Linked DNA regions of Homo sapiens: region 2 is linked to region 1. Evidence: chromatin loops called from intact Hi-C (ENCODE). Cell type or tissue: mammary epithelial cell. All regions are shown on one strand. Each heading gives the region's core, and the rest is flanking DNA. Links, peaks and the distances in the headings are about the cores only. Region 1 has its middle 34 kb from the start of SDR9C7. Region 2 has its middle 76 kb from the start of HSD17B6.

Region 1 (5,378 bases), core at 122-5,121:
AACAAGGGGGAGAAAGGGAATCCCAGGAATTGACCTAATAAGGTGCTTCCCAAAAGGAAAAAAAACTAACCCCTCACATAGAAAAGCTCCCTGTATTCATAGGACTATGTTGGCTCCTGACATTGTAGAGGAATGAAACCTGAGATGCCCCTCACGGTCATGTCAAGAGAGAAGTGGGGCCTAGATTGGAAAGGAGAACTGAAAGTCCTGCTCCAGAGTCCAGAAGGAGGTCCACCCTCCTTCCCTTGACCCCCAGAGTCATCTGGGTCTCCAGGGTGGCAATGGCAGTCTGAACCACTGGAGCCAGTGACAGGAGCCCCAGGACCCATCAGTCCTGCTGGACCATTTGGGAGACCATCCTTGGACCTGGTGACTGGTGTTTAAAGGAACAGTCCACCCTCCCATGATCCCCATCACAAACAGGACAGGATTGAGGTGGCCTCCCCCTGCTGTCCAGACAGTCCCTCCTAAAGTGCCTGGGCCTGCCACATTTGCAGCAGTCAACAGATGTATCTCAGGGACTCTGGGGTCCATGAGCCCACAAGGCAGTTATTAGAACCTCTGCCTTTTTCCTGTACCTCCCCTCACTTTTCTGGACTTCCTCCTGGTTCCCACTGCAAAGACCAAGGTGGCTACTCCCAGGAGGCCCTCCAAAGTACCGTCTGGTCCAACAGCTCATTTCCACAGTCCCCTCCTAATATCAAGGGCTGCCTCTGTGATAAACTCATCCCCTAGGACCAGTTGTCTCTTGACTGAATCAGGAGACAGAGAGATATGCTTTAACAAGTCCCCTCCCAACACTCCAAGGGACTCCCACCCAATCTCTGGTCTACCATGGATAGCCCAGTGAAATCAAGAGGCCTGGTTCCAGTCCCTCACAAGCACTCCAGTATGCACACCTGAAAGTGTTTTCTCCTCCATTCTCTCATTTCATCATTGAGATACCATTTAGGATCCTACAATGGCACTGCTATTCTTTCAATCAGATAAGGCTCCTCCCCCTTCCTGACCCTATATAAAAGATAAAGTTCATCCCCAAAATTCTCTGCTGCTTGCAGCATGGCTGGCTTTTCAGTGGTGGTCAGGCTTTGATTCAGAAGTAACATGACATCCCTCCTGGAGAGCTCAAATACTTGGGTTAAGTTCTGGAAAGCCTCTATATGCCTGTCAGCACCATCAGAAAACTTGCCAAGATCCCCCTTAATTTACCTTAAGTCCTGTAGAGAAAAGGGGACCTTGAACTTAATGGGGCCATATCCACCAGGCATCTGTTGTAGGGACAGGAGTGAGACAAAGACCTGCCTAGAGCAAGGATTTCTAGGCTGGGGCAAGCTTGAGAGAGAACCTGGATAGAGAGGAGGGGAGGAGGTGATTCCCCCGATGGAGGCACCTCTGGAGTTACCTCTGGAGTTTTCTTCCCTATTTCCCTGGGATTGCTCATTGTAGCCTCTCCTGAGACAACTGCTAGGAGGGCTGAATCAATCCTGCAACATTGGCAAAGGTTCAGGTTATCCTGCAAGGCAAAGAAGGCCTGAACATATGGGACCTCAGACCATTTGCCCTTGCATTTACAGAAAAAGTCCAGCTGCAGGATAGTATTGAAATTAACACTTCCTTCCTGAGGCCATACTTCTTTTCTGTGCCTCAAGATGCTTGGCACTAAGTTTTCAAACAAGGAAATGACAAGAACATTTTCACCACAAATTTATGTACAGATACCAAGGCCCACTTTGCTTCATCTGTGCTACTCTTAATCTTCCATTTTATACTTTTGATGACTAAGCCAAATGCTCATTCTACCCAGTACTATTATCTCTGTGGTTTGCAACATCTTTAACATTTAACATTGTATATAAAGAAGAGATAGGAAACATGACAGCCATGAAAGAAAGAAAGAACAATAGGAAAGACTGGAGGTCCTAGTTCTAACACTCTAATGGGTGGTCAGGGACCAGAATTAGTCCAGGGGTCTTTGGATAACACCAAGGTGTAGCCTCAGCCAGATACCCTCAGTTTCCCCAGGGCCTCCTTCCAGTCCCATGTGACAGCTAGACCTCTATAAAGGAAAACTAGGTTGGAACAAAGCCAACATTCCCAATATCCAAGGGTAAAAGGGGATTGACTGTCCTCCCCAGCAAGCCTGTCCTCTGTGTCTTAAGTTCAACAGCCATGCTAGTCACATTTAACTGGTTGACAGAGGCCCAGTATTTTCTTTCATCTTGGCTATTGTGGAATTTAGAGACTCTGAAAAAAGGACAGAAAGAGCAGGTCCACTTTTACTCACCCTTCTGCAGATCCTGGACAAGCCCCCATAATGTGACAGAATCTTTGGGGTGTCACTTTTCTGGCCAGAAACCTGTGGCCAGTGGCACCTTTGTCCAAGTTTTGCTCAGGCCTGCTGGACTCATTCTGCCCACTTGACCTGGAAGACTACACTCAGCTCATGCTACCAGCCTGGATCCCACGCCTTCAAGGGAAACTGTGAGTCATGCACGGAGTGGTGAGTGATGTGTGAGTGAGCGAGGGTTCTGGCCACTGTGCAGTCAGACATACTGGCTGCTGCCACAGGGTGGGGAGCTCCAGGTGCTGCATGGGCACCAGCTCTCTGCAAAGCTGCAGCTGGACCAGGCACACTGCAAGCAGCTTCCTCGCTGGCACTGGAGAATGTGGTAGCACCTGGAAGCTTGGAGACGCAAGGAACTACAGGGTCCCAAAGAGGGAGTCACAGCCCTGGCTCAGGGAGCTCTCAGGTCTGGGCTCCCTGAAGGGCCACAGCTCTTCTCTCCTTCTCTTTGCCCACCATATGCCAAGCAAGGGGCATGTCTCAGCCTTGTTTGTGTTACAGATCTTTTAGCCTTGCCATTCAATGGGTCCCAAGTTCTTGTCCTGCAACCAGGAAGAATGAGGTACACAGACAAGTGGAGGGTGAGCCAGATAAAGAGGAGCTTTATTGAAAGATAGAACAGCTCAGAGGAAACCCACAGGGGACAGCTCCTTTTTGCAGCCAGGGTGTCCTGATGAGTTTTCTGCTCCTAGCAGAGAGGGTAACCCCTCTCTGCACTGCTCATCCCAACAAGTGTTCAGCTATCAGCAGAGATGGTAACTCCTCTCTGCAGCTGGTCATCCCATTGTGTGCTCTGCCTCAGGCCAAGCCCAGGGCTTTTGTGGGCCTCAGAGGGGAGAAAGTGCACACTGATTCATTCATATGTGGCCATGGGCAGGCCCAGAAAAGGCACCATAAGTTCCCACTCCGGTCTGCATGACTGGCAGCCCATGGGGCACAGGAAATGCGGGTCACATGGGTCCCCCCCACCACCACTGCTGCTCCTGCAGCCACTCCTGCCACTACTTCTTGCACTTCCCCACTGTAGCTGGCACAGTGGCAGTGGCTGCTCCAGATAGCCCGCTGCTGCCATCACTAGGTGCCCATCAATGGTGGATTGTGTAAAGAAAATGTGGTACATATACACTGTGGAATACTACACAGCCATAAAAGAGAATGAAATCATATCCTTTGCAGCAACATGGATAGAGCTGGAGGCCATTATCCTAAGTGAATTAACACAAAACAGAAAATCAAATACTGCATGTTCTCACTTATAAGTGGGAGCTAAACATTGGATACTTATGAAGTATGTCAACAATAGTGCCTGGGGACTAATAGGGGACTAATACAGTGGGGAGGGAGAGAGTGGGACAATACTTGAAAAAGTAAATGTTGGGTCTCACTTCCCGGGTGACAGGTTCAATCATACCCCAAACCTCAGCATAAGCATCATGCCATATACCCATGTATCAAACTGCACATGTACCCCCTGAATCTAAAATAAAAGTCAAAATGATTCTTACAATAAATAAATAAATAAATATTTTTAAAAGAAAAGGAGAAAACTGTAGGCCATCTTCTGCCAGCAACCAAGCAAATAGTTTTGACTTTTGATTCATAATAACTGATTGTGAACCTCAAACAGGGCCCTGATCTGTAAAATTTCATTTTTGTTATACCTAACTAAAACAGAGTTGAGAAGCCAGGAAGAAAAAGCACTCTGGACACACATAACATTGCTCCAAAAAATGTAATTATCTGCCAACCTGGCTGCTGAAACTGCCTGATGTAACCCGAAGCCAGTTTTATCTATTAGTTGCTGAAATGACCTACTGCAATTTGAAGATTAATTTTACACCCAGCCCCCACCCACCATCATTCACCAATCAAAAGTTTCCAGCTCACCAGAACATTTACCAGGTGCCCATGAACTTTTTCAAGGAGCAATACATAGCATTTCTGTTTTTTATAAAACCTCCAACTTTCTCTTTGGCCTTCAGACATACTGAAGACCATCCAGTCTGTATGTATGCCCAGAATTGCAATCCTTTCTCCCACACCAAAAAATTATATTTAGAGATTTGTCTCTACATTTTTATTTTAAGTTTGACAGATCCGTGAAGGAAAAGTCCCTCAAAGCTGGTTGGTTTTATCCCAAGAAAGCCAGCTTCCTAAGGTCTTATTCCTTGATGGCTGCTTCTCCCTAGCAGGTTAGGCTTCCCCATTGTCTCATCTTCCCTGCTGCATCTTACATACTTGAATATGCACACAGATACATTGAAAATTTGCTTTCTAGAACAATCCAACTCCAGCTTCAGTAAGACCAGTAACCTATATCTGAGGTACCCCAATGAAGGCCTTGCTGAAGATACTCTCCTCCAAGTGCCAAAAATCAAGGGAAATAGCTTATTCATTTATTCAACTGATTTGTGTTGGGGCACCTACTGTAAGTGAGCACTGTGCTAGGGCCTGGGGATATGATCGTGAACATGCCACAGTTCTCACCCTAGAGCAACTTTCAGTGTCAAGAAGTAGACACAAATAAATAAGAATTTATAATAACATATGATATGCATAATGGCAAGAGAAGAATAGGCTGTCATAGGAACTCATACAAGGCAGAGGCAATTAGTCTAGGCTTGGGAGGTCAGAGAAGATTTCTTGGAAGAAGTAATGTCTGCACTGAGAGTAAGGAATGAGTCAGAACTAGGCAGGCAGCTAACTGGCCTACACTGTGCATTATTCACAAATGTTCAAGACCAGGCAAGTTTAACTCAACCTCTCACCCACTCACCTTACTTCTAGGTCACCTTCTCTACTTTGTCTCCTTGCCTCACCCTACCTATGTAATTTGGCATTTTATCTTCCAGGAATTCCAGCTCATATTGACATTTATTTTAGCCAGATAGGTTTACAAAGGTAAATGTGTAGCAATAAAAGGGATCCTTGGCCTGGCAATTGAGAAACAAAATCCCCAAATTCCTGGAAGCTTCTGAGCATGAGGTGCCAAGCCAATTGGCTGGGCTTCTCTACAAGAGTTCAGGTACCTGAT
Region 2 (5,378 bases), core at 67-5,066, 61 kb after region 1:
AGCTCGACATCACTGATCATTAGAGAAATGCAAATCAAAACCACAATGAGATACCATTTCACACCAGTCTGAATGGCTGGTATTAAAAAGTCGAAAAATAACAGATGCTGGGAAGGTTGTAGAGAAAAACACCTATACACTGTTGGGAGTGTAAATTAGTTCAACCGTTACAGAAAACAGTGTGGCAATTCCTTAAAGACCTAAAGACAGAACTACCATTCAACCCAGAAATCCCATTACTGGGTATATACCCAAAGGAATGTAAGTTACTCTATCATAAAGACACATACATGCATATGTTCATTCCAGCACTATTCACAATAGCAAAGAGATGGAATCAACCTAAATGCCCATCAATGATAGACTGGATAAAGAATGTGGTACATAAACACAATGGAATACTATGTAGCCATTCAAAAGAATGAAATCACGTCCTTTGCAGGGACATGGATGGAATTGGAGGTCATTATCCTTAGCAGACTAATGCAGGAACAGAAAACCAAATACTACATGTTCTCATTTATAAGTGGAAGCTAAATGATGAGAACACATGGATATATAGAGGGGAACAATGAACACTGGGGTCTATCAGAGGGTTGAGGGTGGGGATAGGGAGAGGATCAAGAAAAATAACTAATGGGTACTAGCCTTAATACCTGGGTGATGAAATAATCTACACAACAAACCCCATGATACACGTTTACCTATGTAACAATCCTTCACGTGTACCCCGATCTTAAAATAAATGTTAAAAAAAGAAACCTTTCTTCTTTTCTAATATAGGCATTTAGTGTTATAAATTTCTCTCTAAGCACAGCTTAGCCCCACTCCACAAACTTTAATGTACCACATTTTCATTTTCACTCAGTTGAAATATATTCTAATTTTTCTTTGTATTTCTTTTTTAATCCATGCATGTATCATTTAGCCAAATATTTTGTAATTTTCCAACTACTGGGAGATTTTTTGGATACTTTTCTGTTATTTATTCCTAATTTAATTCCATTGTGGTCAGAGAACATACTTTTTAAGGTTTAGAAGATTTTCTTTCTTTCCCAAGGTGAAGGAGAGACCCCTGCCATGGGACTCTCCCTGATAGCCCTCGTGGGCCTGTACTACCTTCTGCGCTGGTAGTGGGAGAGACAGGTGGTGAGCCTCCCTTGAGATAACTGCTTCATCATGGGCTGTGACTCGGGCTTCGGGAATCTGCTGGCAAGACAGCTGGATACGCAAAGCTTGAGGGTGCTGGCTATGTGTCTGATGGAGAAGGAGGCAGAGCAGCTGAGGGGCCAGACTTCAGACAGGCTGGAGACGGTGACCCTGGACATCACCAAGACAGAGAATATCGCTGCAGCCACCCAGGGAGTGAAGGATGCATGGGGGACAGAGTACAGTGCAGGGGATGGATGGCGGGGGCAGTGGGGGAGTCTGTCCTTCAGACAAATTGCTTTGTCCTCAATGTCTCTGGTTAGCCAGATAATGTTCCAGGTACAAAATATTAGGGGTTAGCTTAGGCATATACTGGGGATGTGTTTTCATTGCTGACAGATACATTATGAATGATGACTGTTCTTAGGACTGACAAATACAAGCATTTTTATGAGAACAGTGAATGAATGCTTGGAATCAAGATTGCTCTGAAATATTCAGGTTGTGTGGTACGTGTATATATCTGGGTAGAAGGAGGGAATGAATGAAAGATAGGGAGGTATAGATAATAAAGGTATAGAAACTGGTATAGAAAGCAAACTGCAAGAACAGTGGCCCTCAAAAATCCAGGGCATGAAAATGCTAACTTAGTAAATAAGAGGTGCTTATTCTTTTTCACTCTTATTTGGAGAAACTTACTTCACAAAAGGATTCTTAGCTGCATCCTTTAAAGCAGGAGGTAATTACACTGTCTACATTTTATTTTGCCTTACTGAGGGTGGATCACTTGTGTAAATCAGTGTTTTCCAAGCTTACTTAATCATAAGATGAGAAAGACCTGATTAATCGAGGGGGATTCTTAATAAGTTTTATTATTCAAAAAGTACCCCTAGCTGAGTCTTAGTATGAGGCAATCAAATCACATCTATATTCTGATCACTAAGGCATGGTCTGTGTTTTTCTAGGTGTTGTTTTCCTACCATCAGTTGTAAGCTAGAGTTTTTGAAGCAGCCCAGGGAATTGGCAGAAACTTTGTGAGCCTAACCAAAGACTGTAAGACAAGAGCCAAATTTCAATGATTGCTGGAGAAACTCCAAAGCAGGCCATTTGGGGCCCTCTGGTGGCTGGGGGGTACACCGAGCAGGACAGCAGGACCAGCTGCAGCTGAGTTCCAACATGCCATTTTACACATTCCCTTGACTTATCATGGCAGATCTTGACTCTCATCCTTGCATCAATGTGGCACAGGCCTCAGGGCCAGCTGGCATCCTACACAAGTCCTCTGAGGGGTGAGGGACAGAAAACCCCACAGGGAGAGGCTGAAGCCAAAAGGTCTCCTAATCAGCCTGAGGCACCAGGAATAAACTTAAGGTCCAACAAAGTCAGGTCTTTTGTCCTATTGCCATGAGGAAGACTGCATACCAGGGGACTCATGGGTTGTCTGATCAAAGGAAAAGAGAATTATTATAGGATATGGAGATGAAGCAATTTCTTGATAGACTCCAAGCAAAGCAGGGCTCTGTGAAAAGAGATCAACTCCAGGTCTGGATTACAAAATGGTCCCAAGGTCTTGTTTCATTAGAAAGCACAGTTTAGATGTGAAATGTTTCCAGCAACCCCTATCTAAAGTTCTGCACCTGGGTTATATAATGAGGCTGCTTCTGTGTCAAAGTGACTCAGGCAAGGGTGGGATATTCATTTTTATGATATAATTTTTTTAGACATGAGGTTTTGCTTTATTCCCCAAACTGGTCTCAAACTTCTTGCCTCAAGCCATCCTCCCACCTTGGCCTCCCAAAGTGCTGGGATTATAGATGTGAGTCACCATACCTGGCCTCTTACAATAGAATTTTAAACACTGAAGTGTTTGATAGTCTTTGCTTTTACAGAACAAGATTTCTCAGTGAGTAAAAAGTCTATAGTCACTCAAAGAAAGAGGTCGTTAAGACACTTTACAGTTGCAGCATGTCCTTCAAAAAACCCTTTGGCCAGCCAGAAAGATACTTTCTCTGTTCAAATTAATATTTACTTTCTCAAGGATCAGGGCAGGGCATTGAGAGGGGTGAGTGCAGGAGAGGGAGGTTGGTGAGCAGCACAAGGACTTGCCTTCTTTAGAATTCAATCTGTAGTTATCTTGCATTTCCCTCCTGCACATATCCCTTCTGCTCCAAATTTTGAAAGGAAATAGGGAATTAATATTCTCTCCCTGACCCTGGAGTCCTCCCGTCCCCGGGGCCTTGGGTCCAGGCATGACCAAAGGAAGTGAATATTTTAGCCCTGGGACTATTTCTGTTTGAGGAAAGTAAAATGTCTTCCTTTTGAGATTTGAGCAAGCAAAGCCTTCTTACAGCTCTTGACAGCAGCATAGATTTGTGGTTAAAACTCACAAGGAAACCGCTTAATCTGTTTTTCTTAGGTTTCTGATTTACTTGGCAACAAACTAAGGCCAAAAAAAGGCCGGGAAAATGGAATCCCTTCTGTCTTTGCTCCCGCCTGGCTAGCTTTCTACCCACGTGGATTACCCCCCTGGCATGCTCAAACAGCTGAAGATTCTAATGCCTCATAAATAAAACTGTGTGATAGTTTTTAATAAACAAAAACAAAATCTTTTTAAAATGTGGCTATCACTAGTTCACTGAAAATTACTTGGCTACCATTAATTTGTTTTAACATAATTACTTATCACTTTTCATCTTGCAGGATCAGGAATTTGTTTCAGGTAATGATAACTAATCTATAATTTATTTTTAAATGCCATAATGTTTAGGAACAAATTTAATCAACTAATGAGGTTGATATATTCTAATTACACTCAAATCAGTGTTTTTTATTTTGCTATTGTCCTTATAATCTGGAGAAAATAATGTTTGAGAACCAAAAGAAATTTTGTGGATCCTTGAAAATTTCCTAGACACAGAGCCTACAGTAAAGTGGCCATGCTAGAAATGCTTCTTTATTTCTCTCCTCTTCCTCTCCCTTTTATAGGAATAAAACTCAGACGAAAAAGGACCTCTGCTATCTCAGATATAAATCTGACTAACTGACTAAAGATTGAAGAGTTTCACAAAGTCATAACCCTCCTTGTTTTCAGAAATAATCCCATTACACCTTGAGGACCTAAATCCCAACTTGCTGGTACTGGCAGCTTCCTAGGTTCACCTTGCCCAACTTTTTCCTCCTCTCTGAACCTAACCCTCTTTTTAAAGGCAATTCCCTCCTTGAACACCTCCATGATGATTCTGTTACAGTAGGTAGCTAGTCAGAGGTGAGCAGGGCAGGAGAGGGCCACTCTCAGCCCCCACCACCAGGAATGTCAGGCAATAATCAGGTGATGGTCAGGCAGTTGTTGCATTGTCTCTAAAAAATAATTGGTCACAGCCAGCACCAGCGAAAGCAACCTCCCAATAGATAGAAACACCCAAACCTAGTAATTAGCAGCTTCCCAATAAGATCTCAGGATTAGGCAAGTAGGCTCAAGAATGCACCCTAAGAGGCAAAATGGCAGACAACCTTCCTCTAGGAACACTGGACTGGTAAGGGAAAAACACCTCATATGAGCGTGCCTACAACTCCAGCAAACACGCTGCACATGTGGCCTCTCCCAAGTGCTAGCAGTCCACTGTGTATGCAGAGAGCCCATCCCAAGGGAAGAATCAGGAGAGAAGGACAGCAAGATCCCAGAGGTATGCCAACATATAAAACCCCAGTCAAACCATGTGCTTGATCTCTCAGGTCGATGATTGGCCCTCTTCCAAGCGTACTTTACTTCCTTTCATTCGTGCTCTAAAGCTTTGTAATAAACTTTCACTCCTGCTCTAAGACTTGCCTCAGTCTCTCCCTCTGCCTTATGCCCCTCAGTCAAATTCTTTCCTCTGAGGAGGCAAGAATTGAGGTTGCTGCAGACCCATATGGATTCACTGCCAGTAACATAAGTTGTTGCCGTGACTCAGATATGCTCTGCTGCTAACATACTTTGGTGCCACGTGACTCATGTCATTTCCTGGTGGTAAGACACCTCTATGCCTCTCCTTCTTTGGCTTGAAGCATTCAATCCCCGTACGTGGTTTCCTTTTTCCCTTTTGCTCTCCTGCTTACTAACAAACCCCCAGAATGATTCCTCTCAGCCACAAGTGGCTCTGCTCCCCCTAGTTGATCTCTCAGCTCACCTGATGGGTGGCTCATGGGGTGGGAAGGACCTTGGGGTCCACATTGAGTAGAAGGAGAACCTA

What was found. Hi-C counts contacts between places; a loop is a spot of excess contacts. Peaks named below come from ENCODE experiments on the same cell type or tissue, not always from the same donor. Only the 100,000 strongest peaks of a DNase experiment are listed, where the experiment ranks them.
Region 2: it touches region 1 in a loop (7-fold over the local background); 2 of 110 quality-filtered maps call a loop at or near these places.

The regions. Positions count from the first base shown.
Region 1 is chr12:56,897,922-56,903,299 of GRCh38, reverse strand. No RefSeq gene overlaps it. Among named protein-coding and RNA genes, the nearest start is that of SDR9C7, 34 kb to the left of the region's middle. In mammary epithelial cell, for the core only: a CTCF peak has its summit at 2,574; DNase peaks (open chromatin) are centred at 2,489 and 5,049; H3K27ac peaks cover 1,293 bases.
Region 2 is chr12:56,836,978-56,842,355 of GRCh38, reverse strand. No RefSeq gene overlaps it. Among named protein-coding and RNA genes, the nearest start is that of HSD17B6, 76 kb to the right of the region's middle. In mammary epithelial cell, for the core only: a CTCF peak has its summit at 2,270 (motif pointing left); a DNase peak (open chromatin) is centred at 2,255.